Linked DNA regions of Homo sapiens: region 2 is linked to region 1. A link is an interaction called in ENCODE POLR2A ChIA-PET data of the cell type or tissue named here. Cell type or tissue: PC-9. All regions are shown on one strand. Links, peaks and the distances in the headings refer to the core of each region. The heading gives the core; the rest is flanking DNA. Region 1 overlaps SLC25A17 (solute carrier family 25 member 17). Region 2 overlaps MRTFA (myocardin related transcription factor A).

What was found. ChIA-PET counts read pairs that join two places held together with the same protein. Peaks named below come from ENCODE experiments on the same cell type or tissue, not always from the same donor. Only the 100,000 strongest peaks of a DNase experiment are listed, where the experiment ranks them.
Region 2: POLR2A ChIA-PET joins it to region 1 with 5 read pairs; 3 of 35 experiments call an interaction of 5 or more read pairs at or near these places.

Annotation. Positions count from the first base shown.
Region 1 is chr22:40,805,868-40,808,674 of GRCh38, reverse strand. All of the region lies in intron 1 of SLC25A17 (solute carrier family 25 member 17), which reads left to right. Among named protein-coding and RNA genes, the nearest start is that of MIR4766, 6.7 kb to the left of the region's middle. In PC-9, for the core only: no CTCF peak of the experiment used is centred there; no DNase peak of the experiment used is centred there.
Region 2 is chr22:40,481,243-40,484,049 of GRCh38, reverse strand. The region is part of intron 3 of MRTFA (myocardin related transcription factor A); the gene reads left to right. Among named protein-coding and RNA genes, the nearest start is that of MRTFA-AS1, 39 kb to the left of the region's middle. In PC-9, for the core only: no CTCF peak of the experiment used is centred there; DNase peaks (open chromatin) are centred at 1,459 and 1,909; H3K27ac peaks cover 1,339 bases.

The sequences.
Region 1 (2,807 bases), core at 210-2,709:
TTTAACACATGCTTCTTTATAAAAACATTGTACAGAGATGCGTAGCATGAGAAATGGAAACCACTCTTAATTCCCTCCCTTCCCATATAATCATTCTTAAGAATTAGTTGTTTGATTTTCCCAGATCTTATGTGTGTGTGTTGTGTACACTTTTATAAGTGGAAAAGAAAATTTCAACGTCATGTGTGTCTTCATTGAAAAAAGGTTGAGAACTTCTGTAGGAGAACAATAAACAGTAGGAGTAGGAGTCAGAGATCTTGGTTGTAACCTTGCCTCTGCCACTCTGGCTTTGGGCAGACCCCTTAACTACCCTGCCCCATCTCCTCACTTCTCAGCTGAAGGGACTCCACTGCTTCAAGTGCCAATATAGTGTAGGAAGTCACTTATTCTCCCAACACTGAATGGTTAAATGCTGTGGGGGTGGGAAGATAGAGTGTTGTAATTAAAAATGTTTTGAGTGAGATACAAAGAAGGGTGTCTCTTGGGAAATAGATTGTTTAAAATTGTAATTGCTGTCAGCGTTAGAACTCCCACTCAGATAGATGGTTAGAATTCTGTGGGACTCAAAATAATGGATTTATTTTATGCCTCTCGCACAACAGTATTGTACATTGTGGTTATCTTCTCGGTATTTTGTGCCTTCTAATTTTATGTAAGTGAACAGACAGTCCTCAGGGGAAAAAAATGAGTGTTTATGTTAAGATAAATTTAATTCAAATTCTGAAAAGTTATATGCTTATACAGCTTGGCATAAGACTCACATATATAACAAATAATTTTGCTTCAGGTAACAGCTGCTTATAAAAACAGTCATCTTTGTGTTTGCTTGGCTAGGAGACAAATATAGCAAGTCCCTGAGGTATAGAATGCTGTGTTCCAAATTTACCTTTAGCATTTGGAGTACATTATTATTATTATTATTTTTTGAGATGGAGTCTTGCTCTGTCACCCAGTCTGGAGTGCAGTGGCGCGATCTCGGCTCACTGCAAGTTCCGCCTCCCGGGTTCATGCTATTCTCTTGCCTCAGCCTCCTGAGTAGCTGGGACTACAGGTGTACGCTGCCACACCCAGCTAATTTTTTGTATTTTTAGTAGAGAAGGGGTTTCACTATGTTAGCCAAGATGGTCTCGATATCCTGACCTCATGATCCGTCCACCTTGGCCTCCCAAAGTGGTGGGATTACAGGCATGAGCCACCGCACCTGGCCTCTAATTTTTATTTCTATATTAGTAATTTTTAAAAAGTTTTAATTATAGTAAGAGCGTGAGTTCTGTAGTCAGGCTGCCTATGTTCAAATACTGATTCTATCACAAGCTGTCTGACTTTAGGAAAATTGCTGTACCTTTTGGCATCTGCTTCCTTGTCTATAAAATAAAGAGAATGATAGTGCCTGCTTCACTGGGTTGTTGTGAGGATTAATTTTTTTAATTGAGATATAATTCATACAACATAAACTTATTTCAAGCATAGTTCAGTGGTATTTAATACATTCACAATGTTGTATAACCACCACCTCTATCTCATTCCAAAACATTTTGAATAGATAAAATGTGGCATATACACACAATGGAACACTCAGCTATAAAAAGGAATGAAGAATTTGTATGTGCTACAAGATGGGTGAACCTTGAAAGCATGATAAGTGTAAAGAAGCCATGGCCGGGCATGGTGGCAATCATCAGTAGTCATAGCTACTTGGGAGAGTGAGGCAGAAGGATCACTTGAGCCAGGAGTTCAAGGCTGTAGTATACAATGATTGTGCCTATGAATAGGTACAGACAGTACTCCAGCCTGGGCAACATAGCAAGACCCCATCTCTAAGACAAGAAAGGAAAAGCCGGTAGCAAAAAGTCACAGGTTACATGATTTCCTTTAGAGTAAATATCCAGAATAGAGACAGAAAGCCGATTAGTGGCTGCCAGGAACTGAGTGAAGGGGGAAATGGGAAGTACTTGCTTAATGAGTATGAGATTTTCTTTGGGATGATGAAAATATTTTGGAACTTTGGTACTGGTTGAATAATATTATGAATATATAGAATGGAATACTTTAAAATGGTTAATTTTATAATATGTTAATTTCACCTTTTTTTTTAAGCCCCTTGAGCAATTAGACTGGCAAAAAAAATCCTCAGACAACCAAAATAGAAGAGCCTTCATAACCCTGTAGGTTTTTAATCTTCTTTCTGGCCCCAATGGATTTCCCTTACTTTCTTGCAAGCTCAGCTAAGCATTTAAAGGATATTTGTTATATATATTTTATTCGACATTTCTAGGTATTTTGCAGCACGTTGTCTAGGCTACCATATTGCTGGAAATGGAAGCCTACATTTCAACTTTAAATATTTAACCCTCACATTTACACTTACGTTTTCTAACAAAGCCTAAAAGAAATCCATACATGTGTGTGTATGTGTGTGTACCCTTTCCTTTAATTGGTTAAAACTGGTCAGCTTTTAGTTTCCTCCCCACTTCACAGCTTTCCCCCTGCCTCTGCCTATCTGTTTACTGCTTCCAGCCTCCAGGGATTGTAGCAAAAAAGTGGAATGGGTTTCTGGCAAAATATGATAATGGTTAGCTTTCTGGGCACAGAATTTCCTGTTCCAGCTGGGTGCTCCAAGTCACCTTTGGCATGTCAGGTTCCCATACTCACAGTTACTAGCTGGGACTGGTACTGCCTGTCTGGTATTACTGTGGCACCCAGTCAGTCAACCTGAAAGCTGGCCCAGGGCTTCCTTCTGCTTCCCAGTGTTTGTGTCCACAATTTGCGTAATAGTAATCCGGCTGTATTAGTTTTCTATTGCTGCT
Region 2 (2,807 bases), core at 2-2,501, 320 kb after region 1:
TATTCCCTACTGCTTCCCATAGAAAAGGGCCAGGTGTAGTGCCTCATGCCCAATCCCAGCAAAGCCTGTAATCCCAACATTTTGGGAGGTTGAGGTGAGCGGATCACTTGAGTCCAGGAGTTTGAGACCAGCCTGAGCAACATGGTGAAACACCATCTCTACAAAAACAAACCCCCAAAAAGCAAAAATTGGTCAAGCATGCTACTGTGCGTCTGTAGTCCCGATTACTCAGGAGGCTGAGGTGGGAGGACTGATTGAGTCCGGGAGGTCAAGGCTGCAGTGAGCCATGATCGCACCACTGTACTCCATCCTGGCGACAGAATGAGACCTATCTTTTTATTTTAATTTTAATTTTTTTTTTTTTATTGAGACAGTCTCACTCTGTCACCCAGGCTGGAGTGCAGTGGCACTATCTCGGCTCACTGCCAGCTCTGCCTCCTGGGTTCATGCCATTCTCCTGCCTCAGCCTCCCGAGTAGCTGGGACTACAGGCGCCCCCCACCACACCCGGCTACTTTTTTGTATTTTTAGTAGAGATGGGGTTTCACCATGTTAGCCAGGTTGGTCTTGATCTCCTGACCTCGTGATCCACTCGCCTCGGCCTCCCAAAGTGCTGGGATTACAGGCGTGAGCCATTGCGCCTGGCTGAGACCCTATCTTAAAAAAAAAAAAAAAAAATTACTTTAGGTCTGTCATAGTAGCTCACGCCTGTGATTCCAGCACTTTGGGAGACTGAAGCAGGAGGATTGCTTGAGACCAGGAGTTTGAAACCAACCTGGGCAATATAGTGAGACCCCATCTCTACAAAAAAATTTTTTTAAAATTAGCCAGACGTGGTGGAGAGCGCCTGCAGTCCTAGCTATTTGGGAGGCTGAGGTGGAAGAATCACTTGAGCCCAGAAGTTTGAGATTACAGTGAGCTGTGATCCTGCACCACTGCATTCCAGCCTCGGCAAGAGAGTGAGATCCTGTCTCTGTGTTTTGTTTTTTTGAGACGGGCTCACTCTTGTTCAGGCTGGAGTGCCGTGGCACAGTGGTGGCTCACTGCAGTCTGGGTCAACAGGCATACACTACAGGCACACACAACCAGATGTTGTCTCCCTGTGTTGCCCAGGTTGGTCTCCAACTCCAGCTCTCAAGTAATCCTCCCACCTTGACCCCCACAAAGTGCTGGGATTATAGGCACAACCCACTGTCCCTGGCCTAATTTAATTTTAAGGAAAACAATTTTTTGTCACTTTTGGTTTGCTCTAGAATGACTACCCTATTCCAAGTTTTGAATCTGTACAACAAAGTTGGGTGCAGAATGTCAGCATCAGTGATACCAGCAGGGATTAGCAAATGAGATTCAAGGCTGCCCATATTTTCTCAGTGAATGGGCAGAACTAATGCAATAAGGAAAATGCTGTTCTTGGTGCCTTTAACTTTGGAAGGGAGTGTTCAGATGGCCCTACCTAAAAGTGCTAAAGGAAGCACATTCCTAGTTTATCTCCACCCTGTTCAGGCATCTGGTGCAAGTGCATGCTATGCCCAGATCTTACATGATGGAGTTGGTTGCACATTGCTTTATAGATCCTCAGGAAAGAGACTGATGACATTGAAGTAATTGGCACTTTGAGATCTGTTTGCCACCATTAGAATAGGAGGTCACCTCAAGGGGGGAGATGAGCAGCTACCCAAAATGAAGTGGTGAGCTTCAGATTTTTGAGGATGTGGGGAATAATATTTATTTATAGTTATTAATATTTTTATTATGACTGTGGCATAAATGTGATATAGTAGAAAAAGCACAAGCTTTGATATCAGGCCAACCTGTGTTTGAACTCTGGCTCTACCTGTTACCACTTGTGCAGCTTCTTCATCTATGAGATAGTACATATCTCAAATAGCCATTGAGATGAAATGAGTCACCGTAGTAGTACTTCTACCCAGTGACAACACAATGTAAGAGCTAAACACATTAGAGTCCTCATTTCTTTTTTTTTTTTTTTGAGATGGGAGTCTTGCTGTGTCACCCAGGCTGGAGTGCAGTGGTGCGATCTCGGCTCACTGCACGCTCTGCCTCCCGGGTTCCAGCGACTCTCCTGCCTCAGCCTCCCGAGTAGCTGGGACTACAGGTGCCCACCACCACGCCCAGCCAACTTTTTGTATTTTTAGTAGAGACGGGGTTTCACCGTGTTAGCCAGGATGGTCTCGATCTCCTGACCTTGTGATCTGCCTGTCTTGGCCTCCCAAAGTGCTGGGATTACAGGCGTGAGCCACCGCGCCTGGTCAGAGTCCTCATTTCTTCTATTTTAGTTTTCTTTTCAAGGCAAGCCTTTTCTCAGTGCCTTTGCACTTGCAATTTCTTATGTCTGGAATACTCTCCAGATCATTTTTATGGTTTGTCATATTATTTAGGTTTCTGTCCAAGAGTCATCGGTCTCTTCAAAAGGGCCTTCTCTGTGTACCCTATCTAAAATTATCACCACCCCTGTCACTCTCTGTTCTCTTGTTCCACTATATTTTTCTTCACATAATGTACTCCCTGAAATTATAATACGTACACCTTATTTATTATGTTTTCCCTGCTAGAGCATATGTTCTATGAGGGCAGGGACCTCATCTGTCCATGTTGTTGTTTTATTGCCTATAAATATTGACCTTATCTGTTCATGTTGTTTTATCACCTGTAAGTATCACCTATACATATTAGTTCAATAAATGAATGAACGAGCCAACTGACAATCTTCCTAGTGCCCGAAAAGAACCTGTGGCCGAATGCAGGAAGGAAGTTGTACCAGGAAGCAAATGCTCTCTGCTTTTGTGG